Linked DNA regions of Mus musculus: regions 1, 3, 4, 5 and 6 are each linked to region 2. A link is a loop called in an ENCODE intact Hi-C map of the cell type or tissue named here. Cell type or tissue: heart. All regions are shown on one strand. Links, peaks and the distances in the headings refer to the core of each region. The heading gives the core; the rest is flanking DNA. Region 1 overlaps Sall2 (spalt like transcription factor 2). Region 2 holds the start of Hnrnpc (heterogeneous nuclear ribonucleoprotein C). Region 3 holds the start of Chd8 (chromodomain helicase DNA binding protein 8). Region 4 holds the start of Supt16 (SPT16, facilitates chromatin remodeling subunit). Region 5 holds the start of Zfp219 (zinc finger protein 219). Region 6 overlaps Ndrg2 (N-myc downstream regulated gene 2).

The links. Hi-C counts contacts between places; a loop is a spot of excess contacts. Peaks named below come from ENCODE experiments on the same cell type or tissue, not always from the same donor. Only the 100,000 strongest peaks of a DNase experiment are listed, where the experiment ranks them.
Region 1: it touches region 2 in a loop (2.0-fold over the local background); 3 of 42 quality-filtered maps call a loop at or near these places.
Region 3: it touches region 2 in a loop (2.1-fold over the local background); 2 of 42 quality-filtered maps call a loop at or near these places.
Region 4: it touches region 2 in a loop (2.1-fold over the local background); 4 of 42 quality-filtered maps call a loop at or near these places.
Region 5: a loop joins it to region 2, with 7 times the contacts of the local background. A loop is called at or near these places in 11 of 42 quality-filtered maps.
Region 6: it touches region 2 in a loop (2.2-fold over the local background); 3 of 42 quality-filtered maps call a loop at or near these places.

The regions. Positions count from the first base shown.
Region 1 is chr14:52,307,752-52,312,912 of GRCm38, forward strand. Sall2 (spalt like transcription factor 2) reads right to left here. Exons shown (of 2, transcript NM_001244916.1): 2 at 3,426-5,161. The coding sequence ends at 4,971. It also overlaps a transcript of Mettl3 not described here. Among named protein-coding and RNA genes, the nearest start is that of Mettl3, 5.2 kb to the left of the region's middle. In heart, for the core only: a CTCF peak has its summit at 2,778 (motif pointing right); no DNase peak of the experiment used is centred there.
Region 2 is chr14:52,102,224-52,107,277 of GRCm38, forward strand. It overlaps Hnrnpc (heterogeneous nuclear ribonucleoprotein C), which reads right to left and starts at 1,798. Exons shown (of 9, transcript NM_001170981.2): 1 at 1,666-1,798. It also overlaps a transcript of Rpgrip1 not described here. In heart, for the core only: CTCF peaks have their summits at 1,257 and 2,894; DNase peaks (open chromatin) are centred at 2,048 and 4,728; H3K4me3 peaks cover 2,015 bases; H3K27ac peaks cover 2,390 bases.
Region 3 is chr14:52,255,733-52,260,893 of GRCm38, forward strand. It overlaps Chd8 (chromodomain helicase DNA binding protein 8), which reads right to left and starts at 2,028. Exons shown (of 38, transcript NM_201637.3): 1 at 1,946-2,028. In heart, for the core only: no CTCF peak of the experiment used is centred there; a DNase peak (open chromatin) is centred at 2,139; H3K4me3 peaks cover 2,293 bases; H3K27ac peaks cover 1,810 bases.
Region 4 is chr14:52,193,826-52,198,986 of GRCm38, forward strand. Supt16 (SPT16, facilitates chromatin remodeling subunit) reads right to left here and starts at 3,414. Exons shown (of 26, transcript NM_033618.3): 1 at 3,260-3,414. The coding sequence starts at 3,325. It overlaps Chd8 (chromodomain helicase DNA binding protein 8), which reads right to left. Exons shown (of 38, transcript NM_201637.3): 38 at 4,326-5,161. The coding sequence ends at 4,767. In heart, for the core only: CTCF peaks have their summits at 2,017 (motif pointing left) and 3,732; a DNase peak (open chromatin) is centred at 3,496; H3K4me3 peaks cover 2,621 bases; H3K27ac peaks cover 1,906 bases.
Region 5 is chr14:52,017,938-52,023,098 of GRCm38, forward strand. Zfp219 (zinc finger protein 219) reads right to left here and starts at 2,796. Exons shown (of 5, transcript NM_027248.2): 1 at 2,586-2,796. It overlaps Tmem253 (transmembrane protein 253), which reads left to right. Exons shown (of 7, transcript NM_001033805.3): 4 at 17-73; 5 at 605-715; 6 at 795-941; 7 at 1,269-1,850. The coding sequence ends at 1,349. In heart, for the core only: CTCF peaks have their summits at 1,547 (motif pointing right), 1,824 and 2,739; DNase peaks (open chromatin) are centred at 944, 1,824, 2,184 and 2,764; H3K4me3 peaks cover 2,546 bases; H3K27ac peaks cover 3,238 bases.
Region 6 is chr14:51,902,268-51,907,428 of GRCm38, forward strand. It overlaps Ndrg2 (N-myc downstream regulated gene 2), which reads right to left. Exons shown (of 15, transcript NM_001145959.1): 11 at 4,979-5,030; 12 at 4,682-4,729; 13 at 4,423-4,458; 14 at 4,246-4,297; 15 at 3,004-4,039. The coding sequence ends at 3,873. Among named protein-coding and RNA genes, the nearest start is that of Ndrg2, 8.6 kb to the right of the region's middle. In heart, for the core only: a CTCF peak has its summit at 2,604 (motif pointing left); DNase peaks (open chromatin) are centred at 760 and 1,714; H3K27ac peaks cover 576 bases.

The DNA.
Region 1 (5,161 bases), core at 457-4,456, 200 kb after region 2:
AAGAAAAACAAACAAGACAAAGCAAAGAAGGAAGGAAGAAAAAGGGAAAGAAAGAAGAAAGGAAGAAAGATGGATGGATGAATTTGGGTGACATGGGTAGAATTCTCTGAAAGCAAATGCTGAGACCTTGAGAAGAAAGATGCAGGTCTAAGGCTCTGACAGAGCAGTGGACGCTCTGGGAACTGACTACTTATTAGAGTCCCAAGTGTTTGCTTGTTTCTTGTGCTTGTTCTATTTTTGGCCAAAAAGTAGAAGAGAGTCAGATAGCCAAAGGTTGTCACTTCATCAGGCTCTTTGAAGACAGCTGTTTTTACAGGGCATCTCAAAAGCAGTACATCTGTATGCCAAGGGGAATTTAATGGATCTTACAGAGGTTTGTAAAATGTATCAGGTTGCTGAGTGGATTGTGTTTAAGAACAGTTCTATGGTGGACTTGTTAGTTATCTCTAGGATCTCACAGGACATCCCAGTGCTATAGGTGAGCCACTGCGCCTGTCTGAATCTGAGCCTGAGACATTGTGCTTTTATCTTTTAAAGCCAGTTATATTCTTTTAGCATGAAAGTTTAGTGATATTATGATCTTATAAAGGGGGAAAATGCTGGGTGGTGGTGGCGCACACCTTCACTCCCAGAGCTCAGGGAGGGATCTGAGTTTGAGGGGATACACACACACACACACACACACACACACACACACACACACACACACACACACACACACACATATAAAGCTTTGCCAGAAATTAAAAACAAAAGCTGGGGCTGGAAGGATGGCTCAGCTGTTAAGAGCACTGACTGCTATTCCAGAGGTCCTGAGTTCAAATCCCAGCAACCACATGGTGGCTCACAGCCATCTGTAATGGGATCTAATGCCCTCTTCTTTTGGTGTGTGTCTGAAGACATCGGCAGTATACTCGCATACATGAAATAAATCTTAAAAAAAAAAAAGCTGTTTTTCCCTACTTAACTCCCCCAACTTCCCAGGATTCCCATGTGTTAATGAGGGCCTCCTGCACTCCTCTGATAGGAACATCTAGAATCAGATAGCTCTGTTTTCTTAGCAGAGTAAAGAATACACTTACTCACCTCTGTCTTTCTGGGAGCCTCCTGTCAGAAGTAGCAGAACAGCACCTCACCACCAAAGACTGGAGTCTCAGGATCTAGTTCTTTTATAGAGTGTATGTGGTCCAAGGCTAGCCTTCCATTCCTGCGACTCCCACTCCTGCATACCAGGAATGCAATCCTCTATCACCCCACCCAACTGGACCTGGGTTTTTGTTGTTGTTGTTGTTACTTAATTTCTTTTTGAGTTGTCTCGTATGTATGTCCAGGTTGGTCATCAACTCCATATACAGCCAAGGATAACTTTAGATTCTTGACCCTCCTGCCTGTTTCCCAGTGCTGTAGGTGAGCCACTGTGCCTGTCTGAATCTGAGCTTGAGACATTGTGCTTTTATCTTTTTTTTTTCTTTCTTTATGGTTTTAGAGCTTTATTGTAGGGAGGTAGGGAAAAGAAGGTAGAAAGAGGGAGGCCATCCATGGCCGCATTGGGGGTGGGGTGGGGAGAGGAGGGCTAGAGACGAGAGTAAGGAAGGTGAGAGCTTCAAGAGCGTGCTTTTATCTTTTAAAGCCAGTTATGTTCTTTTAGCATGATGGTTTAGTGATGTGATGATCTTATAAAGGGGGAAAATGCTGGGTGGTGGTGGCGCACACCTTCAACCCCAGAGCTTGGGGGGATCTGAGTTTGGGGCAAGCCTGTAGTTCCAGGACAGCCAGGGCTACAAAAAGAAACCCTGTTTTGAAACAAAACAAAAAAGGAAATTATTTATTAAATACCACCTCACACACACATATATGTATATATAATTTTAGAGATACAGTTCTTGACACTGGAGGTGGCTCAGCAGTTAAGAGTACTGACTGCTCTTCCAAAGGATCTGGATTCAATTCCCAGCACTCACATAATGGCTTGCAACTGTATGTAACGCCAGGACCTACATAGATATACATTCAGGCAAAACATCAATATCAATGCACATACAATTGAAAAAAAAAAAAAAAGACAAGTTTCTCTGCTGGCCATTGTGGCTCAAGGCTTTGAACCAGCACTTGGGAGGGAGAGGCAGGTGAATTTTTGTGAGTTTGAGGCCAGTAAGACCTACCTAAAGAGACCCTGCCACTCTCTCTTCACACACATGCACATGCACACAGAGGTTCTCATGTATCCCAAGCTGATCTCTGATTCACTACATCACTGAGCATAACTTAGACTTCTTTCGTGCATACTAAGAAAATAATCTACCAAGAGCTACACCCCTAGCTCTTTTCTTCACACTATTACTAATTTATATTATTATTTTTCAAGAAGATGTTTTTCTACATAGCTCTGGCTATCCTGGAACTACTACTTGTAGACCAGGCTAGCCTCAATCTCAGAAGAGATCCACCTGCCTGTGCCTTCCCAGTGCTGGAATTAAAGATGTGTACCACCATCACCCAGCTTGCATTATTGTCTTTAAAAGTTATTTTATTTCGTAGCCGGGCGTGGTGGTGCACACCTTTAATCCCAGCACTCGAGAGGCAGAGGCAGGCGGATTTCTGAGTTCGAGGCCAGCCTGGTCTACAGTGTGAGTTCCAGGACAGCCAGGACTACACAGAGAAACCCTGTCTCGAAAAACCAAAAAAAAAAAAAAAAAAAAAAGTTATTTTATTTCGTATGTTTGTGTCTGCTTGAATGTGTACTTGTATGACGCATGTGCGTGATACCCACAGAAGCCAGAAGAGGGCATCATATCTCCTGGAAATGGAGGTAGCAGATAGTTATGACTCACTACTTGGGTACTGGGAATTGAACCTGGGTCTTCTGGAAGAGCAGCCAGTGAGCCAGGGCTCTTAACTGCTGAGCCATCTCTCCAGCCCTTTGTCTGCATGCTTAATAGCCAGATCTTGCTTTACTGGTAGAACCTTTTTTCCATCTCTGATTACAATGTTGGATCTCAAACATCATAAAGTACTATTATCTTGATCTACAGATCCACTGTTGTCAGTAGGCTGCTTGAGGTCTGGGAAAGACTGATGAGCAGCCTCCAAACTCAAACAAAACAACACACACACAACAGTTGTGTTTTGGTAGGAAGTGGTTAAAAAAAAATTCCTAAAGGAAAACCTAGACATTGCCTGTACACTGGGCAAATATCTTTTGAAAAACAGAATCTGTTTTTAAAAACCTCCCCCCCCCCCCCCAGTGAAATGACATCCATTGGAGGTTGTTTGGGAATGAGGCTGACTGAGGAAGTTAAGTATTTTTACACCATATGTTCAGCTTTGGCAGGAGAAAAGGGTGGGAAGAGAATCTCTGAATTCGGGAATGCCAACATCACACCCCATCTGGCTATTTAGTCATAAAATAAGGAGAAACACACAAAAAACTTGGCCAAAACACCTTTAATGATGAAGGAAAAAATTCTAGTATCTCCCCTCTCGGCTCTTACACATTTCACTGTGTTAGGGAGCTCTGGAGCCCACTACTTTAGAGAATCATCATTGACAACAGCTAACAGCAAAATTCAGTCTTCTCAGAACACCTGTTCCACAGGATCCTATGTTAAGAGTAAATACTACATCTCACTACAAGACAGAGACGGGGGGAAACCACTTGAAGCTCTGTCTCTCAACTTCTAGAAAAAAAATAAGACATAAGCTCTGGCCCATGGTCAGGCAAAACTGGGGGAGGAAAGGGGTTTTGAGAAGACAGCAAGGGAAATACAAGGGGTGAGGGAATAAAATAGGGAGTCATCTAAAACTAAAAACATTCTAGTGACAGGAAGCACACACACCCCCATGGCCCCTGGTACCTCTGCATACCACATCACCATTAGCTCAAAGAAAACGTTCATACTCACAAGAGCTGAACATCGAGTCCCCTTACATCAAGTCCTGTTCTTCATCAAATAGATTCCCAGCAATGCCTGTTTTAGCAACAACCCTCAACTCCCCATCATTGCTTAAATAATCATCCTCACCAACAGGATTCTTTAGAGTTAGAAACTTCATACTCCCTAAACTATCACACGAGAGACCTCTTGGTAGGAAACCTGCTTGTTGGTTGAGCGGACATGATGGGAAGCTGGAGTAGTCCTGGCATCTTGACCAGCCACTATCTTTGCCTCCATGTGGCGAGTCAAGGAACATACTGCAAAAAGGATCCCAGTCCTTCACTTGTCCCTACCTTCTAGGGTGAGTCACCAATTGCTAGAATATCTTTATTGCCAGCACTCTCTGGAGCAGGGGGGAAGGAGAAAGAAGTTATAGTTTCTTCTTTCTTCCGGTGTGCTTGTTGGGCACAGCCTCAACTTCCGGAGGCTATGTTCTCTGCCTCTCTGGATCATGTCACTGGAGTCACCTTGTGAAACACAGTTCCTGGGCTTTCACAGCAATGATGGTACTAGGGCCCGAGTGGCAATGCAGGTAGGTCCAGAACTCCAGGGCTCAGTGGAAAACTGGGTAGTGGTTGCAGAAAGAAACCTACCACCCCTTACAAGCTTCTCAAGAAGGTCCCGGCCCTAGAAAGTCTTGCAGGGTGGTCAAGATCACCAAGGAGTAACGCTGGGCCTTCCATGGACAGTTGCCAGCCCCTTGGACCAAGGCTGCCACTCCAAGGATGGGGGTTCTAGTATACCTGCCAAAGGGAAAGGGAGAAGAGGAGAGAGCTCCCCCTTGAGAATGTAAAAGCTATAGGGAATTTGTTTCCCTTAGTTACACAGAACAAAAAGGTGATAAAAATTTCTTAAGGGGACATTCTCTTTCAAAGGCAATTGTCAAGCTCAGGGACTAGAGAAGAAGCCACTAGAAACATCATGTCAGGACTTGAGAAAGGACAAGAGGAGGGTGAGTAAATCTTGGAGGTTCCTCTATGAAGCTCTCAGGTTTCTGCTCTCTGAGTCATAGAGGACCAGGTACAGAAAGCAGGCTCATGGCATGGTGGGGTCATCTTTTCGAGGGAATGGGGAGAGCCCTGGAGAAGGGATGGAGGAGGAACAGCCAGGGACCAAGGAAAGAGTAGCAATATTCTGAGGGCCATGGGGTGCAAAGGGCGGTACCTGGTGGTGAGCCAACAGCATGTGCTTCTTGAGGGTAGCACGGTCAAGGAAGCCCTGCCTGC
Region 2 (5,054 bases), core at 1,055-5,054:
GTGCTCAAATTACCAGAGTAGGCCATTTACATTCTATGAAGTATGCTTTAAAGTATAATTTGTATAGTTTAAAATTAGTACCATATTTTTTTTGTGACTTAAACCCCAATTGTTTTTCTGTGTACCCCTGGCTGTCCTGGAACTCACTCTACAGCAGGCTAGCCTTGAATTCAGTTATCTGCCTTTCTAGTGCTTAAAGACTATGCCAGCACACACAGTGAAATACCAATTTTATAGTACGTTTACCTAATAAAATAACTCCCAATTAAATATGATACAAAAACCCCATACTCTTAGTACCAGGGATTGAATCCAGGTCTTCCTGAATACTAAGCACTAACACTAGGCTACATTAAAAAGAACTCAACACCTAGCCGGGCGTGGTGGCGCACGCCTTTAATCCCAGCACTCGGGAGGCAGAGGCAGGCGGATTTCTGAGTTCGAGGCCAGCCTGGTCTACAAAGTGAGTTCCAGGACAGCCAGGGCTATACAGAGAAACCCTGTCTTGAAAAACCAAAAAAAAAAAAAAAAAAAAAAAAAAAAAGAACTCAACACCTACAAGAGAGAAACTAATTTGTTTTTAAGCACGGTTTTACTATGTAGTCCTGGGCTGCCTTGCAATGGGTAAGGGGTCCTGTCTCAGAGCCTCCACAATACAAAGATTACTGGCCTGCACTATCATACATAGCTATAAACTGCCTTTTTGAGTTTTAGAGGGATAGGACTAGTACTGAGGTAGCTGTAAACCCTTGCTGTGCCTTTTAATTATTGTTCCCAAGTCCAGCTTGAAATTTTTCTGCTAACATCCGTGTCAGGTCCCCTCCCCCCAAAAATAAGCCTTTCCCCCTATTTATTTATTTACGAAACAGAGTTTCTCTGTGTATCCTGGGCAGTCCTAGAACTCAAAGAGATCTGCCTGTCTCTGCCTCCCAAGTGCTGGGATTAAAGGCGCGCACCACCTAGAAACTCAGTGAAAATACTTGACCTGTCTAGTACGATCCTGTCAACCGCTTCTAAGGCTCAATTCTCTCTATGACAGTAGTACCTACCTCAAGTTCCACTAACTTATGATTTGTAACCTGCAGATAAAATGTGAGCTGTAATTATTCCAATTAAAATTAATCTTCCGCACTTCCCTTTACAAACACAAGCACTCCGACTTTTAACCATTTTACCCCTAGAGGAAAAAAGTAATGATTACTCAACCTATTGTTAAAACGCCGTTCAGATGCCATGTAGCCAGCCTGGAATTTAGAAGCTTCCAGTCCGACACCACCATGTTATCGCTCCCCTACCCCCACCCAGCGTCTATCTTCGGAAGTGATAACGGAATCCGTAAGATATCCCCGACAATTACATCAACAAGCATTTCGTTCTTCGCTTTCTTGGTCCCCCCTTGGAATCCCTGATGGGCAAAGAAAATCAAAGTAGCCGTTAAACCCGAGCGCGCAGACAGGGTATTTTCGTACGCACCGTGGCCTGGAGGTCACTAGGTTGACTCCGCGCCAAGGCCGAGGCCCTGTTGCCTCCCGCATGAGACCCAAGTCCCCACCGCACGGGAACAAACGCGGCCTCGGCTTCTGCCGCGAGGCCGGTTTCCCCCTTACACACGCTGGCGGGGCCCAGCAGCCCAGGGCCTCCCCTGCACTCGCCCCCTTCGCTTACCAAAAGGAAGGAGAGAGAGAAGAGACCGCCTCTCCTACTGCGAGTCTACGCCGAGACGCCGGAGCTACAACAGCGAAGAACCACACGACCGTTCGCTCTCCGTCTCCTCACAAAATGGCCCCCGAGCTCCTCTGCCGCCGAGGCGAAAGTCCAGCCCCCGCCTCGTTCCTGGAGGCGTTCCTATTGGCTGTGACTTTTCTCGCTCCCGCTCCTAATTAGCGAGCGCTACCGCTCCTCACAATTCCGTCCAATCATAATCCGAGGTGGGTTGGGCTAATTGCGAGAATTTCCACATGCGTAACAGAGGCTAGTTAGTAATTGGTTCAGCTTCATGCCACTTAGTGACTGACGGATGGTTATTGGTCAATGTACCAGACGGAAAGCTGGGTGGAATTTTCGCCTTTGTATCGCGCACAGCTTCTCATCCGGGTATCCGGCGGATCTGACTGACGGCCGCATCGTCCTATCAGTGCTTCTGAGAGCTCCCAGGTCCGGCCAGATCACCGCATTTCCGCGGCGCGGGGGTGGGAGAGCCTGGGTGGAGTCTGGTAGCGGGTGCAAACGGCCTGCCCTAGCCCCAGGCCTAGGAAAAGGGAAACGCAAACAAGCTTCTGAGAAGGGAGGAGAGTTATCTCTAGGCCGTCTACTAGCTCTGCAGTTATTATCAAATTCAGATCCCTTCTTTCTGCCAGATTCTATAAGCTGTTGGGAGGACATGGCCTTCTCAGTGAACAGCTCCCCCTCCAAACCAACTGGGTTCTGTAGTTCTCTCCTGCAGGAGCAATTACCCGACCTCCTATAAACCCGCTTCCTTGTCCCAAGTCGCCACACAGTCTGCAAACCCAATGGCCAGCCACCTCAATTTCCCACTTTCTAGAATAGACTACTTAATCCCCTCAGGTTTGGTCTGCCACTAAAGCTCTGGTTATACTGTAGGAACATTAAATACACTGAAATGTATATATAGCTTACGGAGAAAAGGAGATTGTATCCCAGAAAAATTTCCTGATTTTTTTTAATCTTTAGATCTTTAAACCTTTGCCTTTTTCTTTCTTTCCTTTTTTTTCTTTTTTTTTTTTTTTTAAGAAAAAGATTTATTTACTGTTTTTATATGAGTACACTGTAGCTGTCTTCAGACACACCAGAAGAGGGCATCCGATCCCACTACAGATGGTTGTGAGCCACCATGTGGTTACGATCAGGACCTTTGGAAGAGCAGTCAGTCCTCTTAACCTCTGAGCCATCTCTCCTGCCTAGCCTTTGTCATTTTCAAAAGATTTATTTTATGTAAACCAGTCCAACGAGTTTATGTGTTCCCAATTTTACATCTTATTTTTAAAAAGAAAAGTTTGGGCTAGGTAGTGTTTCAAGTGCAAGCCAGCCTGGTCAAGTTTCAGGACAGCTAGAGCTATAGAGTGAAACTCTATCTTGAAAAAACAATAAATATAAGTAGGTAGGTAGATTGACAGACAGACAGACAGACAGATAATTGGGGAGCCAGAAAGATGGCTTAGCAGTTAACAACAACTGCTGCTCTTCCAAAAGACAGAGGTTCAATTTACAGCACCCACAAAAGGGCTCATCGTATAACTCCAGTTCCTGGAGGTTCCAACACCCTCCTCTGGCCTCTGGGCACCAGGCACACACATCATACACAGGACTCTTTTTACAAATTAAACAAGACTCAGTGATCGGGAGCTTGCTTAACACACCCAAGGTCCTTAGTCCAATCCCCAGTACAACAAAGTAAGAGACAAATAGAGAAAGAGTGGAGATCTGTGTGTTGCTGTTAGGGAAAGCTTCTATTTCTCTCTCTCTCTCTCTCTCTCTCTCTCTCTCTCTCTCTCTCTCTCTCTCTCTCTCTCTCTCTCTCCCTCTCTCTCTCTCTCTCTCCCTCTCTCTCTCTCTCTCTCTCTCTCTCTCTCTCTCTCTCTTCCCCCTGAGACGAGACGGGGTTTCTCTCTGTGGCCTTGGCTGTCCTGGAACTCACTTTGTAGACCAGGCTGGCCTCGAACTCAGAAATCCACCTGCCTCTACCTCCTGAGTGCTAGGATTAAAGACGTGTGCCACTGCACCCGGCTTATTTTTCTCTTCTCTTTTCTTTTCTCTTCTTTTCCCAGACTGGGTTTCTCTGTGTAGCCCTCCTGACTGTCCCGGAACTCACTTTGTAGGCTGACCTTAAATTAGAGATCTGACTGCCTCTTAAGTACTGGGATCAAAGCTTTGAGCCACCGTGCCCAGCTCCTAGTTTACATTTAATTGTTTATTTTGGAAGGTACACTAGTAAACAAAAGAAAACCTGCGCTGATTGGTTCACCCTTTACAAGTGAGTCCTAAGGATTGAACTAGGGTCAGCAGGTTTGGCTGCAGGAACCTCTACCCACTGAGCCATCCCAGTGGCCCTAAATCTATTATCATCATTATTAGCATTTTTATTAAAGCAAAACACAAAGCTAGGTGTAGTGGCCCAGGTCTTTAATCCCAGCATTGGAGAAAGGGGCAGGCAGATCTTTGAGTTCAAGACCAGCCTTATCCAAGCTAGCCAAAGCTGTCAGAGAGTCAGACGACAAGACTGTTCAAACATGAGTTTAAGCCAGGACAAATTCTTTATTAGGCAGCTGGTGACTACACTGGGTGTTCAGAATTCCAGTGTGCCACTGAGCCCTTCTTGGGATGAGCTTTGTTACCGTTGTTTATTGCTTTTCCAAGACAGGGTTTCTCTGGGTAGCCCTGACTGTTTTGGAACTTGCTCTATAGCCAAGACTGGCCTCCAACTCACAGAGATCCAACTGTCTCTGTCTCCTATGGCTGGGATTAAAGGAGTACACAACCGCCTGCCTGCATGAAAAGGGAACCCAGTTAAGATTTGGTTAGGCTTGCTGGCCATTGAACTCCAGGATCCTTGTGTTTTTACTTCCCTGGTGTTAGAAACAAACAAGCAATAATCTCCGACGGAGCTCCTAAACCGAGGCGAAGCAGTTCTGTAAAGTAGTTTGCTTTGGTGGGGGAGGTGCGCCTGAATCCAAACCGGACTAGCAAGCAGGAAGTTCGCTTTGTTTTTATGCTATTTATTTGGCAGGGTTGCACTATGCAGTCTATAAGTAGACCGGGCTGGCATCCAACTCACAGTGATCCTCCTGACTCTGACACAGGCGGTGACTGTGTCTTTCCCGTGGGCTGTGTTTCAAGACTGGGCAGATTCTAAGAGACTTGGGGAAAATGACATGAAGGAAAGGAAGAACAAGACTAGCTTTAGGCCATCAGGTTCCAGAAATACAAAGGAGGGAAGATGGGTGTGTAAACAAATGATTTATGGGCTGGTGAGATGGTTTGGCCGGTAAAAGCACTGACTGCTCTTCTGTAGGTCCTCAGTTCAAGTCCCAGCAACC
Region 3 (5,161 bases), core at 515-4,514, 150 kb after region 2:
AAATCAAAGAGCCAGCTACACAGATTAAACACTTGGAAGACAAGAGCTTAATTTATGCATTCCTCCACCAAATCCTTTATTCCTGCGCTTCTGAGATTACAGCTTTAAGCCTTCGTTGAGCCTTTTTCTCTTTCTCCTTTATTTGGTGTGGGGAGGGTTCAGACGGGTGGTGTCTCTTCTGTCTCTGTGTGTGTGTGTCTCTCTCCTCTCTGACCAGTATCCTTTGCCTTGTCTGGTAGTCTTTGTCATACCACTCTGACTTGCAACAGCTTTTAAGTAGAACTCTGCTGTATTTCTTATCATAACCTTTATTATCTTAACAGCTGGAATAACTAAGACAGTTCAAGTAATGTTTTCCATTTTCAAGATTTTGGTAGTAGTGAATTTGTATAATCTGAGAACTTGGGAGGTAGAGATATAAAGACCAAGGTTTCAAAGTCATTAGTGAGTTGGAGGCCAAGCTGGACTATGAGAGACTGTTTCCAAAAAACCAAAGTAAAATAATCAGGGGTTGTGGTGGGATCCTTCATCTCAGAGCCCCCCCCCCCAGCCCCAAATGGCCAGCATTACTAAAAGATATGACACCCAAGGAAAAACAAGTTAACAAAAAAAAAAAAAAAAAAAAAAAGAAGAAGAAGTTGCCCACTTCCTGCCCTAAGAAATTGATTACAACTTGTGGAACCTGCAGGGTGACCATAAAAAGATATTTTTAGGCAGAAGACACTCTGTAATCAAAAAGACAATATCCCAGCAGGGGCCAGAGGTGCACGCCTTTAATCCAGGCAGAGGCAGGAAGATCTCAGTGAGTTAGAGGCCAACCTGGTCTACAAATGGAAAGCCAGATATCCTTTCAAAAGAAACAACAGCAACAACATAAGGGAAACATTCAAATTGCAAATCCATGTCCTAGAATCTGATGTGCCCCCCCAAAACGACCTCAGTTGGCACTAAGCCAGTCTCTGAGTTAACAAACTCAGAACAGAGATTCTGTGGACATCGATGTGATGGCAGAATGCAGCAAAATCGCTAAAGCAAGGTCCTCACTCGTGTCTGAGATGTCTCACTGTGTCTATCTTTTGAAAGAAAATTACGTAGCGTTTAAAATCCGACTTCTGGCTCACTTTGCTCACTCACTGCGAAGACTGGTTCACTACATACCTCCTCTGGGAAGCCTTTAACGACGTCAGGACTGCCCCTTAAAGAGGCGCTGCTGCGTATGCACAGCTGCAGCAATGGCAAGCCGACTAGAAACAGGTAAATTAAGACACAAAAAAACCAAAACAAATTTTAAATAATATTCGCCAAGAGGCAGTCCTCCTCTAGTGAAGAGTTTACATAATGTGTCAGAAAACCAAAGAGCTCTGCAGACCTGTCAAGGAAGACACAAGACTTGTGCTGTTCGTTTCCTCGTCACCTCTACTTTGCAACAGCCCCGCAGAAATTGGGAACATAATAAATCCGAACACGTTCACCTCAGGCTTCCCTACCCACATTTACTAAAAACATTAAAGATAAGAGAGGAGAGGGAAAAAGAATCCAGCCAAAACAAACTAAAACCCTGGCCTCGCACTTCTGACTCCAACGTATGGAGTAACCTAACCGAGCAGGGGAGTTTTTCTTCTTGGGAAAGGAGGAAGAAGAAAAAGGCAACTGTCTCGAATGTGCGCCTCGCCCAGCAGTGCCATGACAAGCTCCAAAACTCCACGCTGGCCCTAGCAGCTCCCTCGCGGCCCGTCCCAGCACGGCCCCGCGGCCCGTCCGGTCCCCAGCGCCTGCCTCTCACAAAGGAGAGTGGTTCAGCCCCGAGCATCCCGCACCTGATCACCGCTCGGCGCTGCACCCGCATGGGTGCGAGCGAGCGAGCAAGCGAGGACGTTGTTACCCCACCCACTACCCGCCCAGGCTCCGACGAGGCTTGGTGGAGCCGCGCGTGCCGCAGGCTTACCTGAGCCAGTCCTGCGGCTTCCTTCCCTGGGCAAGAGTTGCAACCCACCGTCCGGGAGAACAAGGCGCCTTCCGGCGGAGCACGGCCAGCCCTCGCCGCAAGCAAGCTTGCTAGTCCTCCATGCGCCTGGGCCCGCCCACCGCCCTCCATCTACCAATGGCGTGGCCGGAGCCGGGCGCCATCCAGGAAGTCTCCGAAGGCTGGGAGGGCCTGAGGCTGGGAAGGGTACGTAGGCAACCGCAGATATGCCTGCTTGGAAATCGGAGCGGGCGGCGGGCTGGCAGGCCAGGCCTCTGACCCCCGCCGCTGGGGGCGCTGCAAACCCGGACAGCACCTGCTACCTGTCTCGGGAGGCCATCTTGGGTCGACTGGCTTGGTGATCTCCCACGATTACGTATAGGAATGTGAAGGCCTTTTTGGAGTTCTGTTGGTCCGTTTTGGTCCAGCCCCTACATGCCCTCCTCTCATGTACTCAGGATGCCTGTCAGTCATGGGGAGGAACTCTGGAAAAACGTTGAACAAGACTGGAAACAAGCCCCACCACCTCTTAAACGTAGGAATGATGCTGGTTTATCAAAGAAGCCAACGATCAGTTTTTCTGAATGCCACTTCTAGGGTGATCCTTGACAAGCAGGATTATCAACACATAATCGACACGGGTTTTATAGCCATTCTACTTGCTTATCTATGCACGTTTCAGATTTTCCAGTATTAGAGTTTTGTTTGTTTTTTTGAGACAGGGTCTCAATATATCAGGCTGGCGTTAAACACAGAGATATGGTATTTGAGGCATGAGCTACCACGCCCTAGACCAGTGTTCCGATTTTAGCAACCCAAAATTCTGAGTCATTTAGTAATATCGGGAGTGAGGAATTTCACTTAAAAAGCAAAGGACCTTAAATTTACCAATAGTTCCAATTACTACGCACGAATACACACTGGGAAACAAGACTTATCAGAGGTACACTGACGGAGTCATTTATTCTGGAAAGAAGCAAAATTTCACCATAGGTCAAACTACACTGAGAAAGGTGTTCCTGCATTTTCTAAAGTTCTGCCGACTACATTTCCATACAAGAAGGGTTTTTTGGTTGTTGTTTGTTTGTTTAAATACCAGTATTAGAAAACTCGAGGAAGCCGGGCGTGGTGGTGCAGGCTTTTAATCCCAGCTCTCGAGAAGCAGAGGCAGGCGGATTTCTGATTTCGAAGCCAGCCTGGTCTACAAAGTGAGTTCCAGGACAGCCTGGGCTACACAGAGAAACCCTGTCTTGAACCAACCCCCCCCCCCCAAACAAACAAACAAACCTGAAGGAAGCTTGAGCAACACAGCAAAACCTGCAAAATTTGTTTTTAAAGAGATTTATTTATTTTTATAAACTTTGCTCTTGTCATTTTCCCTAAACAATATAATTTGTCAACTATTTGCACATCACCCGCACTGTTTTAGGTAGAATCAGAAATGATCGCAGTGTTGAGAACAACGTGTGTAGGTAGTTTGTAAATATACATCTCTGTTCCTGAGGGACTTTGGTGCCCACAGATTTTGTTATCCATGTGGTTTGGGGGGATCCTGGAACTAGACTATCATAGATGGAGAGACAACCATATTTGCTGTGCTACTTCCCTCTGGGGAAACTGAGGTATAGGGAGACCCGCTGACTCCTGGGGCTAACATGAAAGTAGAGGGTCCCTGAACATCAGGCCCAGGGTTCTGACTCATGTGCCTCAGTTTGCCCATAGATTTTCTTTTTCTTATTTTTAAGATTTATTTATTTATTATATGTAAGTACACTGTAGCTGTCTTCAGGCACCCCAGAAGAGGGCATCAGATCTCATTACAGATGGTTGTGAACCACCATGTGGTTGCTGGGATTTGAACTCAGGACCTTTGGAAGAGCAGTCAGTGCTCTTAACCACTGAGCCATCTCTCCAGCCCATTGTTGTTTTTAAAGATATATTTTTTAGATTTTAATGTGTGTGAGTGAGATTTATTAGCCGGGCGTGGTGGCCGCACGCCTTTAATTCCAGCACTCGTGAGACAGAGGCAGGCAGATTTCTGAGTTCGAGGCCAGCCTGGTCTACAAAGTGAGTTCCAGGACAGCCAGGGCTATACGGAGAAACCCTGTCTTAAAAAACCAAAAAAGAAAAAAAAAAAAAAGAGAGAGAGAGATTTATTGCAGGGCACGCCTTTAATCCTAGGATTTGGGAGGCAGATGCAGGCCGATCTCTGAGCTCTGATCTACAGAACTAGTTCCAGGACAGCCAGGAGTACACAAAGAAAACAGTTTTTCTATTATATTTTTAATTTTGTGTATATGTATGTGCATGAGCACTGGTTGGGCCAGAGAGCAGAGATGTGGGTTTCCCTTGGGACTGGAATTACAGTGGACATGTGTGGCAAGGAACTGAACTCTGGTCCTCTGCATGACCAGTTCATGCTCAGCTCCTAATCTATCTCTCTCACCCATCAAACATCGTTAAAATACACTTTTTAAAGAGACATTTCAATGATTAAAATAATTTTTCAAGCAGTAACATAATTGTGCCTATACCTTTAATTCCAGTAGTAGGGAGCCAGAGGCAGGTAGATCTCTGAGGTCAAGGACAGCCTGGTCTTCTATAAAGCAAGTTCCAGGACAGCCAGGCCTACACAGAGAAATCGTGTCTTGAAAAACAAAACAGCAGGCGGGGAGTGGTGGCGAATGCCTTTAATCCCAGCATTTGGAAGGCAGAGACAGGTGGATTTCTGAGTTTGAGGCCAGCCTGGTCTACAAAGTGAGTTCCAGGACAGCCCTAAAAAAAAAAAAGAAAGAAAGAAAGAAAGAAAGAAAGAAAGAAAGAAAGAAAGGAAGGAAGGAAGGAAGGAAGGAAGGAAGGAAGGAAGGAAGAAAGAAAGAAAGAAAGAAAGAAAGAAAGAAAGAAAGAAAGAAAGAAAGAAAGAAAGAAAAGACCAACAAAACCAAAGGGGAAGGGTGTTGTGTCAATATTTTATGAGGAGCTGTGACTATACTGAGCAAATTCTTCCCTAGCTCTAAATACCACTGTATAAATTTGTTAATGTGTTTATGTGTAAATGCACAGAGATATAATCCTAATTATTAATGGTTTCTATAATAAGAGACTATTATCCTTCTGGTTAGTTTCTGGTACAGAATATAAGACCCACCAACAAAGGAAGTCATTATAAGCATTGTGGGAGGGGCGTGTCTGGCCCAG
Region 4 (5,161 bases), core at 283-4,282, 91 kb after region 2:
GGGTAAGAGCACCCGACTGTTCTTCCGAAGGTCCAGAGTTCAAATCCCAGCAACCACATGGTGGCTCACAACCATCCGTAACGAGATCTGACTCCCTCTTCTGGAGTGTGTGAAGACAGCTACAGTGTATTTACATAAAATAATAAATAAATCTTTAAAAAAATTATTATGAAACATTTAAAAAAACAAAAAACAAAAAAAACACTGTAAGCCTTTACTCCCCCTCTCCTCCAAGCACACTTCCTGCTTTGAAGAGGCCCCAGGTCTGGTTCCTAGCAACCTCATGGTGGCTCACAACAGCATGATCTCCAGTTCCAGAGCAGCGGATGCCTCTCTCTGGCCACCATGGACACAACACTGCCTGCATGAAGTTGGCACATGAAAAGATAAATATGCATGCGTGCAAGCCACTTATTCACATAAAAATCAAAACAACAAAATCAGGAGCTAAAGAATAGAGGCAATCCAGCATTGAAACATCCCATGATTCAACAGGCCCACAGAGCAACCTGGCTGAGGAAACACTATGGAAAAGGAGTAAAAGAAAGTAAACAAATAAAACAGAATGTCAGAATTTTAGAATAAAAGACCAAAGAGAAACCTGTTGTGGTGCCAGGAGCGGTGTTTTAATCCCAGCACTCTGGGAGGCGGACCTCTGAGAGTTTAAGGCCAGAAACTCTAACAGAAAACAGAGACACATGGAGATAAATCAAAGTAACTTACTGCTTTGCTTAAAGTAAGTAATGCAGGAACTAAGTTTTTAAAAAAAATCTGAAACTATGAAAATATCTGCCTACTCTCAGAAAATTCTGAAAAAGAAAAGACAGCCATAATCAAATCTCAGCAAATGGTAGGAAGCAGCACAAAAGATCTGATACTACAGCTTACCCATTCTCACTGCAATGGACTCTTTTTTTGGGGGAAGGGTCACAGCTACCCACTACCTCAAGCTTAACAGCTGGCAAATAACCACATGAACAAATGCATTGGGTTAGTATTTCTTTTGAAAACAGCTGCAATTCTGGCACTTCATGTAATTCTTCAAGACAAAAAGCAGATGAAGGAATCTGAGGTCTGTTCATAGAAAGGTCTAGTAAAATAATAATTTTTTTTTTTGGTTTTTTTGAGACATGCCCAGTTCTAAAATAATTCTTAAATTATTAGTAGAGATACCAAAACTCTGTACCCCTTACTCCTTAAAACAGCCAAAAATTTAGGAAAGATTTTTGTTCAACCCCCAGTAAGCAGAATAAATTGATTTAATGATTAAAATCACAATGATGAATAGGCTGGAAATCTACCCCATAAATAGAAAACCCACAGGACGATCCTGTAACCCACTTTCATAATCTATCACTACCACCTAGGATTTCCCAAAGCAGAAACAAGACAGGCAATGAAAACCTATTTTACTCTTAGCAGCTCTGATGTTGAAAATAGAAAAGGTAGGACTGGATTAGACTCAATGTTTCAGGAATGATGGAAAACAGATTGGTGAGATGGCTCAGCAGATAAAGGTGCTTGCTATTTCGATCTCCTGATCCCAAATAAAGATATATAACTTGAAGACAAATGACTCTACAAAGATGCCTTCTGATCTCTATACATAAGCAGTGGCACTCATACTCACACATCAATGACATTGGAGTAGGTATTGTGATGACTTACATAGCACAACATGTACATACATTGGATGCAAATATTTCACCAAGATCCCAATACCAAAGGATGACATTCAGATGAAAGTTTAATGTATCAAGCCTTTCTACTCAAAAGCATGCTGTGTTAAGTTATGAAAATTATAATTAAAAGCTATGTTACTGTAACAGCCTTAAAAATAGCTTGATGAACTCTGGAAATAGAGAAAACACCAATATGTTTTTAAGGGGCTAGAAAAATGCCCAGTAGTTAAAATCACTGGTTGCCCTTCCAGAAGACCAGGTTTCACATGGACCTAAACAGCAACTAAATACCTTCTGTAATTTCAGTTCTAGGGTATCCCACGCCCTCTTCTGGCCTTCGCAGGCAATGCATGCAGGGTATACACAAACATACATGAATGCAAAATACCCATAAATATTAAAAAAAAAAAAAAGCTTTAAAAGTTTATTATTTCAGGGCTGGCTGTAGAAACGGGGGCTTTTGATTATCATCATTGCATACATCATAACACAGTGACAGTAAATATTCCCTGGATAGGGATATAGCTTAATGGTAAAACACAGAGGTGGTGGTAGGGCCAATCCTCAGGACCAAACAATATAATTTTGTGATAGAGACCACTAAGTCATCTAAAAAAAATTAGCCAATAAAGTGAAAAACCCTATATTATTTTCAGCACGCAATGCATCTTGCTTAAAAGATACATAGGCTTTTTTCTGATGAGGCAGGAAAAACAACCGACTTCAGTAAAGGTTCAATTTTATTTACTAAATGACGAGCCGATTGATACAGTCTCACTATGAAGCACAGGCAGGCTTGAAACTAGTCATTTTCCTGCCTCAGCCTCAGAAATCATGGGATTACATGCAGGAGCCAAGAATGGAGAGGACCAATCAGTATAAGATAGTTTACAAAGCTGAAACCGGAGTTGGTATTTTTTCAGAGCATTTTCGGCTTTCTTTTTTATCAGTTCTATTTCCCCTCACTCACAAGGTTCAGAGCCCAGACGATAGACCGTTCAGACAGTATGAAATCAATCAAACACTTGTGAAGTTAACAAGTTAACTAGCAAAAAAGTAAGTTTGAAATTATGATTATAAAACAGGGAAACTGCCCAATCTTTGGAGAAGCCCTGGAACTTCCACAGCGTTTTCCTCAACACGTGCCCCCGGTATGCTGCCGACATGGGAAACCGGCTTTGAGGCGTCCCATCAATTAATTCTTAGGAGAGCCCGCAGGTTCCCAGCGCTGGGTCTGTGACCCACGCAGGGCCTAAGGAGAAGCAGCGGGGCGCGGGAGCAGCATTTCTCAACTCCAGCAGAGGCCGGGGAGCGGGGAGCGCCAAGAGCTCCGGGCACAGCTTTCGCGCCCCTTTCCCGCAAACGGTAATTGTGGCGGGACCTGGGCGGGCCGCTGTGGCCGCGGGGCGGGCCAGGCGCGTGCGGACCCCGCAGGCGCAGCACGGCGCGGCGAGCCGGACGCTGCCGGGGCAGGCGGGAGCGCGGCGGAGCCGGAGGTTTCTGGCTGAGGGGGAAAAGGGCGCCGGGAAGCAGGCTATTATGGGATGTGGGGCTCCCGGGGGCGCGGGGCTCCTTACCCGCCAGTTACTGTACAATCTCTTCACTCGCCGGTAGTACGCGTCTTTGTCCAGAGTCACAGCCATTGCCCTGGACGCCGCTTCCCGTCGGGCTCCGAGAATCACGCGAGGTCCCAGCTCCGCCACCCGCGCTCGGCCCGGAATCCCGCACTCTCTGTGACCCGGAAGTACCGACCGCCCGGTATCCCCTTCCGCTTCCGGGTCCCTAGAGCGTCGAAGATTTAAAAAGCGAAAAAACCAAACCCACCGCTCGTTCCGTAGGGTGGCGGGAGGAAGGGCAACCGAGGACGCAAAAGTGAAGTCAACAGACCGAGGTGCAGCGCGGGCTCGCGGGCTCTGGAAGCTCTCTCCGGCGCCAGAGGCTCCCGTCACGTGACCCGCCCACTTTCCGAGCTCCGGGCGCTCTGGGCGGCGGGCAGAGGGAGGGGAGCAGAAAGAGCGGGACCCGCGTGCAGCCAGGCGCAGGAGTGAGTCCTCTGCCCCAGGGCAGGCCAGTGACCGCCCCGGGGAAGGCACTCTCAACCAAACACTGCACCCCAGAGGGACGGAGCCCACCTTCGCGAATAAGCTGCGCGGTGGGCAGCAGAGTAGGAAGGAAAGGTTCTGTTTTCCTTTAAGAGATGGGCCGGTAGGGTGGAAGGAAACAAATGGCTCGGAGTGGCTCCTAAACTTTGTAGTTCTTTCCAGCCTCGCGAAGACCCAAGTTGTGAAGGCACCCTTTTTGTCAGCGTGTACTTTTGCTGTATTTCATGAAAAGCCACATTATTCTCTGGCTTTCCCCAAGAATAGTTATCCTGACTAATTGAAAAAAAAAATATGGCTCTTGAAATTAATCCTCGTTTAAGAATGTGAAGTACAATTCAAAATATTTTACCTCTTTATCTTGTATCATTTCCTTGGCTTTAACAAACGGGATAACCCGCCATTATATATGCCTATTGAGGACTACAAATGGCTTTTCTATTAGTTGCAACAGTATTGAACTGTAGGAGAATGGTGTTTAAATTACGCAGCAAAAAACAGTACTTATATTGTGTTTAAGGAAACAGAACATAGGAAGAATGGAAAAGGATTAACTTAAATTTATTAATGCCAAGGGGAAGGAAGGTAACAGTTCCTGACCCTCCAGCTGTAGCCACAGTTTGGCCAGGAACAGGCTCTGCCAGAGGCTAGGGCCAGCGCTACATAGTCTGTGGTTAATGGAGGCGTCTGGGGAGGGGTGAGCACACCAGCTGCTCTAAGCTCCTTTGCTTCCCCAGAAACGAGGAAGTGGTCATTTATTATTTTTTTTTTTTAGGAGTTCCCCTGCCCACCCAATCCTCTCAAAATTGGGAGCAATTGGGTACAAGTTTTTTGTTTTTTTTTGTTTTTTGTTTTTTTCTTTTTCTTTTCACCTCCTGAAGTCTTGGGTTTCCCCATATTGTTCCCTGCCCCTCCCACATTTCCAAAGTCCAAGGGCCAGAGTAAGGGATTCCAGCAGCCACCCATCACGGGTCTATATGGGGCTTCAGTCGTCAGCATCTTCACTGGAGTCTGAGTTGGCTGGCATCATAGGGTCATCAATGAGTGAGAAGTCCCGTTCTGAGCTGTCATAGCCCTGAGATAAATCATCATCTTCTTCATCCTCCTCTTCATCATCGTCCTCAGGTTGCAGTGTTGGTAACCGCAAGGCAGTACCAGAGGTGGTAGTAGCTGGTGAAGAAGGGTAGCCAGTGGTTCTCAAGCCTGGATGGTGATGGTGGTGATGGTGGGGGTGGGGATGGTGGTGGTGATGATGAAGCATGGTGCTGGAGTCTACATGAGGGGGTGCTGCTGCACCCATCACAAACGGCATAAAAGGCAGAGATGCAGAAGTGGTACTGCTGTGACCCAGAGACGACACAGACTGTAGGTTACTACTGC
Region 5 (5,161 bases), core at 385-4,384, 85 kb before region 2:
CCTTCTAACCATTTAGGGCCTCCTCACTGGCATTATCACCCTTGAACTCCGAAGAGCACCTTGCATCTGGAAGGTGAGACAAGAGAATAGAGGCCTCCTCCCATTCTCCCAGTGCACACACACACACACACACACACACACACCTCAACCAAAAAAGGGATTTATCCTCTCAGGTGTCTGTCCCTGACTGAAGCAATTAAGTAAGAATGTCAGAAAGCTAACCATCCTGTTTGAAAGTAGGGAAATAGGAGCAGACATTTGTTAGTTGCTTGTTTGGTGTGTGTGTGTGTGTGTGTGTGTGTGTGTGTGTGTGTGTGTGTGTGTGAGACTGAACCCAGAAACACATGCGCAGTAGGCAAACACTAGCCCTGGGCTAAAGCCTCAGCCCCCACCCCCATAAGTTACTCAGGATGGTCTTGAACATATCCTGTAGCTCAATCAGGTCTTGACCTTTTGATCCTCCTGCCTCAGCCTCCCAAGTGTCGGGGATTACAGGCCTCCACTAGTCCTGTGCCTGAGTTTTGTTTTCAGCTAGGTCGTAGGTGGAGTTTGAGTTTGCAGTGAGTCTCCCAAGCTGGTCAGGGCTGAGCTGGCTCACTGGTAGGTGCGGGCCATGATGATATCCAACACCTTCAACCTGATCTTGGGCTTCGTTGCGGTGGTGATAGAGGTGATGAAGACAGCCTTGGGAACTGCCTCTATGGACTCCTCCCAGGTACTGGTAAATGAAGGCGGAAGGGCAGAAGAAAACAGGGGCTATACCCACAAAAGCATCCTCACCCTACGACCTGCAGTCGACAGGGTTGCTGGTGCTGGAGCTGAGCGCGGAGGCCTTCACCCTAGCGGGAGTGCTGGTCTCCACATATGCCCTGTTCTTGCTGAGCCAGAGGAAGCCTGGATACTTCAAGAGGTCAAGGCTGCAGTACCGGGAGCTACAGGAGGTAGGGGGTACAGGGAGGAAAGCATGAAGCAGCCAGCTTCCAGCTAACTTTTAATCTGGCTGTCCTTGTCTGTAGGCTTAAGAGCACATAGTAGGGCCGTAGGGAAGTGAAGGGCTGAAACTGATTGGCTTTCTGGCATTGGACGTTAGTTCCCTAATGATGTTTGTGAAAGAATTGGGTATTTAATGACTGGAGCTACACGCGTGCATAAACGTTAGGAAGCTGCCATAATGTACTATTGGAAAGACTGGAAAAACTGGAAGGGGGTTGCTTCTACCCGGGGTTTCCCCTTGGTTGACCCCAAAATTTGCTCGCATCTGTTTTCAGGGCCTCTCTGAGATGGAGGAGGTTTCTGGTTTGGAGAATGGTCCCGTGGTGGCTAGCACAGGAAATAGGACGGATGAGTGAGTGGGCAAGACAGGTGCCACTGTCCCCCTACGCCAAGGGGGACATCTCCAGGCACTTCTGCGTCTTGCACCTCCCTTGGACTATAACTGGACTTCCCCCAGAATGTGCCTGAAGCCCAGAGTGCCCTCAATTTCCCCTCAACCCAGGCCCATTTCTCTTCTCTTCCCCACTAGAGGGAGATAATTTCTGGACTAGAGACCTCCCTCACCTCACGCCTCGTCAAGCAGCTTCCTCCCTTGCATTCTTCGACTTCTTCCTCCCTGCCTCTCCATCCAGCTTCATTTCACATCTGCCTCCTCTCACTGTTCACCTTTCACAATCCCATCCACTCCAAGCCGGGTTGCTGCACCAGCCAACCCAGAATCCGCGTCGGTTGTGCTCCAGGTCTCCCTTGGATCCGGGTCCTGCCTAATTCACCCGAGACTACAAATCCCAGGATGCCCCGCTACCCCGTGACCTACTGCAAAATAAAGAGCCTTCCCTCGGCGGCGGGGGCGCTGTGCATCTGCTGAGTGACGCCAGGCGCTGGGAGCAAGGCCTAGCCGAGTTTTCCTCGGACGCGACCACTGGCCCCGCGTGCGGGGAGGCGCCGGGAGGGCCGTCGCGCACAGAGGCGCCGCCACCGCGGCCAGGTCACCGCCACCGGCTGCGGGTCTCTAGCCCTCGTGCCCGCAGCTGCCGGTACTGACAAAGGCTGGGGGTCGGCGCCGGGCCAAGCCGCGCTTCCCCTGGTGCTGCCGCCGCGCCCCTCGCGCGAGTGCCCAGGTTCAAAGTCCTGAGACTTGGAGCGCGCGCGAGAAGGGGGTTGGAGATGATGAGTCAGAGGCGCCGGCCCTCCTCGCCCCCTCCCCCCCGGGCCGGGAGCTGGAGAGGACAGGCTGGCTGGGCAGGCGGGGGTACCGACCTAAGACTTTCCCGCCTCTAGCGAGCACGCTGGTGGACCGAGCCCGCGTGGCCGCCACCCTTTCCAAGGCGGGAGCAGGACTGCGCAGGCTCAGCCTTTCGGCCGCCCCCGGCGGGCCTTTGATCCCTGCAGCGGTACGGTCGCTGAAGCTCTTTTTGTACTGTGCCCACACCACTTATGACCTCTGCAAGTGTACAAAGATGATAGACTCGGTTGGTTTGGGGGAGCGGAGAAAGCCCAGGAAAACGGTGGATCCCAATAGCACCGGGGAGAGGGGGGACAGCTTAGTAGCTGCTAAAAAGTAGAGATTGACTAGGCCTAAGAGAACTCACCCCAAATTCACATAGTGCCCGGGATGGGTGTTCGCCTCACATTCATTTTTGTTCCCACTTGAGAAGGCTTCTTTTCCCTAGAGAATGCTGCTTCTCCGGGCTCAGGCAAGCCCAGGTACCAGTGAGGCTAGAGCGCAGCCTGGCTGGCTTGCCTTGACATTGCAGTGGCGCCAGCTGCAGATCCTTTCTGTTTGTGACACCTTGGGAGTGGTAATAGTCGCCCTATGACAAAGTTACGTGTGAGTATTAGTGGGTGGAGACAGATCTGGGATCAGGCTCTGGAATGGAGAGAACGCAATCCGGGCCTCCTCCATGTTTTCTCTTCCCCCAATCAAACTGCAGGGATAGTGAAGGGCTCTGAGAAAAGAATATTTTTCTTCAAAGTCAGGACGTAGTGGCCAAAGAAACTATAAAGAGAAAACAGCAATTAGCTGTCTTCCAGCTTTTACCGCGGTAATCGGAAACCTGGATATTGCATTCTGCATCTTAAGAGAAACTCAAGGACCGTATAAATGGGTCTCTTAACAATGCTGAACACTCAGGGCCAAAACCTCTGGTTTTATTTCTCATTACTTTGTGTCCAGAATAACCGACAAGGGCCTTTGTTCATTGTAAATTATTAAGATCCTAAGATGCTGGAGGCTCAATTTTTTTTCCTTTTCTTTTCTTTCCTTTTCTTTTCTTTTCTTTTCTTTTCTTTTCTTTTCTTTTCTTTTCTAAAAGGCAGGGTCTCACATGTATCTTTGCCTGCCTGGAACTTGCCATGTAGACCTTGATCCACATGCCTGTAAGTGCTGGAGTTAAAGGCACGTGCCACTCACCATGCTTGACTGAGCCTTACTGTATGAAGACCCTACTGTGTCACCATAAGTTTGCCTCCCCCACTACATCGTGAACTAAGTGTGAAGAATTGTTTATGAATTCTGCAGTGCTGCTCGCCAAATGGATACATGTTAACTTCCATCACAATTGGTTGGCCAAATTAAGTCGTAAAGCCTCACTCAGTTTCCTGGGGAAGATACTATAGAATATGAGGGGGAGCAAACAATTTAAGGAAAAGGTTGGAAATTTGTGGTGAAGCTTGAATGGCTCCGCAGTTGGGATTTGTCTACTAGCAACCATGCCTATTTCTCCTTGTTTAGTTCAGTGAGCTTCCGTGTGAAATTCTTAGTGGGAGAAAAACAAGACCAGGCGTCAGGAGACCTAGATTCTGGCTCTGTTGCTTGAGCGCATAAGATCTGTCTGAACTACACTTCATTTGCATGGCCATTACACCATGCTTCTTCTGCTTATCTTACTGAATCATATGGCGAAAATAGAGTCATGCACAAGACCTCTAAAATGATGAGGCCCTTGAGAGGTGGAAAATAAATTGTCTAAGAAGGCAGATAATGGTGTAAGTGAGTGAACTAGATTGCCTGTGAAGTGAGAACTGCTGGGAACTCAGCAGTACACACTGCTAAATGGATGTCTGTCCTCAACTCCACCAGCTACTGCCGTGGGCAGCTCTGGCTCCGGTAGTGCCATGGTTTCCGGATTTGAATAGAAGTCAGAAATTTAGAACACTCTTATTTTAAGTATTAATAATAAAAAAAATGTTTTTTTTAATTCAAGGGTCAGATTCAGCCTATAGTTCAGTAGACTGAAGTGTCAAGTTCTGCATTATGCAAATAGATGGCAAAAATTTGGGTTGAATCCTGGCTCTCAGAAGGCAGAGGCAGGAGGATCACTCTGAGTTCAAGGCCAGCCTGGTCTACAGAGCTAACTCTAGGACCTCTGGGGCTACACAGGAAAACTCAATTGTTTTGAAAAACCAGAAAACAACTAGAAGAATTGGGGGGTTGGGATGTACAGTGCGGTTTCTGTAGCTCTGGTGAAACACACCTGTGTTGGAGGGGTTAAACATGAAACTACCCCTCTAGACATTGCTTTCCAGGAAAAGGTCAGTTTGCCTGCGGGGGGGTGGGGGTGGGGGGGGATATTTTGCAATACTGGAAGAGAGTTTTGATGGTCAGCTGGGAGTGGGGTTGGTAAGGGAATGTGGAAAGGCAGGTACATTAGCATATAAATCAGGAGATTGCTTCAGGCTCCTCCTCTGTCTGTTACCTTTTGCATGCTACAAGCCAAAAGGGAGTCTTCTCTGTTTCTCATGACTACCCTCGCCACCCTGACTGGGCCAGAGTCCCTGGCTACTCTAGAATTCTGCATGGCTACCATGCTCCTAGTGACCACGCCATCTGACCCATTCTGCACCGATCTGGCAGCCTCTATGGAGGTCACCCATTTTATTTCAATTAGAACTTAACAAAAAGAGATTGTGACAAGGCTCCTGCTGACGTCACTTTTTAAAGGTCACGACCCCTTCTATTCTCTTAGAAGAGACAGTTCAAGTTGGACGACTTCCTTTGCAACTTAAGCCTGTGAGAGTTGGGGCGGGGAAACCCCATTCTGATGAATATTACTCTCGTTTCTTTGAAATTCAGTCATTTATTCTGACTTTGACTACAACTGACGATATCTCCCAAGTGAGTTCTCTTCCGTTTCTCGACCTGCTTTTTTGGCTCGGGGGTTTAAGT
Region 6 (5,161 bases), core at 386-4,385, 200 kb before region 2:
TGTTTTGTTTTGGTGATTTTTTGTTTCTTTGGTTGGTTGGTTTTGGTTTTGTTTTTTTGTTTGTTTTTAGTTTTGGTTTCTGGTTTTGTGTTCGTAGTGACTCTACCTGGTCCTATCAGAGTATACCCTATATTTTCTATGAATTCACCATCATGAGGGAGAGTTAAATTGCTCCGGGCACCATATATCCTTGCTGAACCCTGAGTCTCAGGTCGGAATCCATCCCTCTTTTCAGGTTACTCCTGACTTACCTTTCAATGGTGCTGTTCCCACTCCAACCTTTCTTCTGATCTTGGTTTCACTTCTGCCTACTGTAAGGTCTGTACAATTATATATTGCTTAAAGACAAGGATATGTTCTGAGAAGCATATATTCAGTAATGTTTTTGTCGTTGAGAAAACACTGGAGAATGTGCTACACAACCCAAGAAGCCATTGGCGTCTGTAAGAGAATACTGTGGGTCTATTGTCACATAAGTGGTGAGATATATGTAGGGCTGGCCAAAATGTCATTATGAAACTCATAAGAGCTTCAAACTGACTGTAAGGTCCTTTTTCACTCTGTTCTGATTTCTCATTCTCTTGAGCTGTTTCTTACCTCACCTGCCCCTAATGTCTGGAAGACACTCAAATTCCTTAGGAAAAAAACAAGATTCAAAGCAGGTCTTGGTTTCAGGGCTGCCTTATGTTCATGAACAATAGGGCTGTAAGACTGGGGGCTGGCCACAGGGCGGCGCTGTGACTCCACAGGTGAACTAGACTATGTAGGTCCAAAAACTAGGGTCAACCAGAGACACCAAATGTCCTCCCCCAAGTTCCTGCAAAACACCTCTTCACCTGCCTTAGATTCTGGAGCAGAAACACCTATAGTTGTATGCACATACATGTACACTTAAATGAAATGTGAAAATCACTCTGCTAACAGTACTACTTTCGTAGGCAGATACCAAGCAAAGATTCCTCTTCCCTTCCATAATACACAACAGCAGCTCTACCAGTAAAGGCTGGTTGAGGTCTTAGGGCTTCACTTTTTCCTTACGTTGGGCTAAATGACCCCAGTGATTACATGCTTTGCATTCTTTCCCTGTGGCATTTCAGCAATCTTTTTTGTCTGACCCAACACCCATCCAGCAGCTAACTCTAACCCACTAACGCCCTCTTCTGACACTGGCCTACAACATGGAAATAGGCTTAGGGGTAAGGCTGCAGCTCAGTAGTAGAGCACTGGCCTAGCACGCACAAGGTCCTGGGTCCAATCCCCAGCACAAGAAAGAAAAGCCTCAGCAACAAGGACACAGTGGCTCACTACCGTGTTGGAATGTGAGCACTTGATGTCAAGGGGCCCAGTTTCCCACTCACTGCCATTGAAGAAATGCGACAGTTGGGATTTCCATAAAGCAAGCTTTAATGATCGCAAACAATATTCTATCTACATAATTCATAAAGTGCTTTCTCCTTCATATTTGTGTGTGTGTGTGTGTGTGTGCGCGCGCGCATGCGCATGTTCACAGTGTACTCCTGAGTGTTTATGTCTGTACACCTACGTGTGAAGGCAGAGGTGGACTTTGGGTTGATTCCTCCATCACTCTACGCCTAATTTTTTGAGACTGGGTGTCATCCAGCCCAACCCTCTAAATCAAACAGCCACCGTTGTCACTCCTGCTTGTAAAAGATCAGCACGCCTGGGCGTGTTGGCACGTAGGCAGGAAGCAGGGTCACAGGACCCTCACCTGAGAACTCAGCCCTTTGTGCCAAATTCCATGAGGCCTGGGAGTCCTGGGGAGGGAGCAGTCTACAGTCTACAGCCCAGGGAACACTAGACGAGAGCTCCACCTGAGCCGCAAACGGGGAGTCACCACCTAGGCTGGGTACAGACCTTCCAGGGTACCTGCCTTAAAGTTACCCATAATCTCTATGAAAGCTTAGTGAACTCGGTGGCCCCCCAGGGTGAACTCTGATAGAGCTGAGCTTTGCTTTGTTATTGGGGCGTCATGAGGAGACATACAGTGCTTAGCCCCACACCCTCAGGAAGAATGTTCTCTCAATACTAGGTCCCAACTGAAAATGGTGTCCACTGATGGGCTAGGCTAGCCCACTAGTGAGCCCCTGGGGTCCTCCTGTCTCTGCCTCCCAGCCATGGGATTATACGTGCACAGTCAAACCCAGATTTTTTTTTTTCAGTGTATGCTAGGGATCAGAACACAGGTCGTCATGGTGGCACAAGGACTGTACATGCTGAGCCATCTCCCCAGCCCCCTCCTTTTGCCTCGAGAGTCCAAGAAGGAACCTGCGACAGCTACAAGACATCTGAATCCCCATGGTTGTTACTCATAATTGCTTAACGGCCTCTTACAGAACCATCATTTTGCTCCCAGATCCCCTGGAATCCATCAGTGAGTAAAATCCTAAAAAGAAGTCCCTTTGACTGTGACCTTCTTGAATCACAAATAGGATGAACTTATAAGCAGCAGTGCCCTGTGGTACGTAGCACTCTGTGTCCGAGTTTACTCTCTTGCTGAATGATCCATCTAAAATGTACTCTAGGTAACGCAAAGGTGACATGGAGGCTCACAACCATCCTTAAAGAGATCTGATGCCCTCTTCTGGCAGGTATGAAGACAGTTACAATGTACTTACATATAATAAATAAATATATTGTAGCCGTCTTCAGACTCCAGAAGAGGGCATCAGATTCCATCACCATGTGGTTGCTGGGACCTGAACTCAGGACGGCTGGAAGAGCAGCCAGTGCTCTTAACCGCTGAGCCATCTCTCCAGCCCCTCAGTCGGTTTTCTTAAAGGACATGATATTGATGACATCTCTACAACAGCTCCTCTTTCCCAAGCTTAAAAATGCTATTAATAAAAAGAATGACACCACTTTCTTGGCTCCCGTGGTCACACTCTGTGCAGCTTTTATACCCCACAAGCCATCCCAGGTGCTTTCAGAGGAACAAGGAAAGGCAAGCAAGGGGCAGGGTACAGGCGCATTCAGACCCGGATTAACAATGCTGTTCAGTTTCCTCTATAGTTTATTGTCACAGCAGAAGTTGTGTGAGACAGGAGGTCACGCTCTACACGTCACAGTATGGTCAGAGCCTGAGGTAGCTCTTCCCACCCTGATGCCAAGCCCCAAGCAGTCGGACCTAAGCTCTTTCCCTTAGTCCCACTTTAGGTGCACGCTGACAGCTATCCAAGTTAGTGTGGCCAAAGGACCCGGGCCCCTCCCTTCTACCCCAGCTTCAATGTGTTTACCACTGTTCTTCACGGGCCACCATCTCCCATCCTTTCTTTTTACATGCTGGATATTTCTATCACATTAAGGATCACTGACCCACCAGCAAACCTTCTCCTGATAAACATTCATTTGGGACTATTGCCTTCAGAGAGGCCTGACACATCAAGGCAAAGCCACTGTCAGCTTTGGGGAAGGAGCTCCCCATCTCTCACCATCAACCCTACACACACACACACACACACACAACACACACACACTCTCTCTCCTACCCTTGCAAATATGGGCTAAAGAGGGGGAGTGATGGAGGCCCCGTGTCAGCTAGAACAGCTCATTGTTCCTCATCTATAGAACCTAGGTCAGGGAGAGAACATACAAGCCTTCTCAACACCAAAATGGAAGAGGGGGTAATTTAGGGGGCCCAGATCTCTAAGAGATATTAGGACACCTCACCTAGGAGCTAGAGGATATCACAGGTTAAAGGTCAAGGTTAGGGTAGCAATTAAAGATCAAGGTCATCTCCCTGCACAATCTGCCCATTTTCCTTGCTTACTCTGGCCCAGTGCCCTGATAACACCTCTTAAATTAGTGTTGCAGGAGGTGAGGGCTGGGATCCACACCAAGGCAATGAGGGTCATTCAACAGGAGACTTCCATGGTGTGCCCTGGGGGTCCAGAAGGGAGAGTCCCAGACTCGCTACTCTGCGACAGGGTGCGGGATCGGGACCGACTGCCATCGATGGATGCTGCACTGGTCAGAGATGCTGTGCGAGACCGAGATAGGCGAGTCATGCAGGAAGAGGCCACTGTAGACACACAATGATAAGCAAGCCATCAGAGATGAGTGGGGAAGACAGCTGGTAACTTCTAGTGGGGCCTAGGTGAAGACAAGAGCTGCGGCCAGAGAATCAGCGAGCTTGCCTTGTAAGATGATGAGTCCAAGAATTAGCCTAAAACAGGTCTACCCTCACAGTGGGAAGCCCTTCCTAATACCCTCTGTCCCAATACTCACTGTAGCCCATGCCTTGCAGGAAGTACTTGAAAGCCTCTGTCAGCTTGCCGGGCTGTGGGCATATTACAAGGAAAGAGAAGAGAGAGAAAGAGATGGTTAGATATCTTGAAAGTCACAGCAATGGCAAAGGGCACAACACGTCCCATTTCCTCGTCCCAAGATGGGCACTATACTCACCTGAGTCAGCTGTGGCTGACCTCCAGAGTCGGCCATCTGCTCAGGAAGGAAACACCCAGGGAAGAAGGATACATGGAGATATCAGACGATCCATGCCGCGGGAAAGGGGCTCTCTCCTCCCAGGTCCCTCACTCAGCCCCTTTGTTCTCCTCTCCCTTGACCCACAATGAACCCACAGGGCTTAGACACTGGAATTTAGAGTATGTATGCTCCTGGACTGGGGAGCGGGGAGCAAGTGAGGCTTAGGAGGCCCGCTAACCTTGAGGAACGAGGTCTGTGTGGGGTCCAGCTTTGAGTTACATTCCACCTGGAATAGGTAGGAGACTGAATGAATCAGGTCGCCCTCTCCACAGCCCTCCAAGGGACCCCGATCTTTTCCCTTTCGTCAGCCCCTACCCAATTACATCTTAACCCAAGTCAAATTCCTAAGGTCCTAGAGTTGCTCCTCCTGCCCCAGAGTTTTCGAGTTTGCAGCTTGGCAAGGTCCACAGCTTGGGTGAACCCAGTGTTGACAAGACCCCAACATTCCCTCACTACCCCAAAAGCCACCACTGACCACGGCATCTTCATGAGGTGCTTGGTCTCCAACCACCAGCATCACAGGGCACCTAGGGGCACGGGGTCAGGGAGAAGACAGTGAGCCTTGTACTCTCTCACCGACACTTCCCAGAAAAGCAGCTAAACAAGTGTCTGCCTCCGAGGAGGAGGAGGAACCAGTTGCCTTTCTCCTGCTGACTCA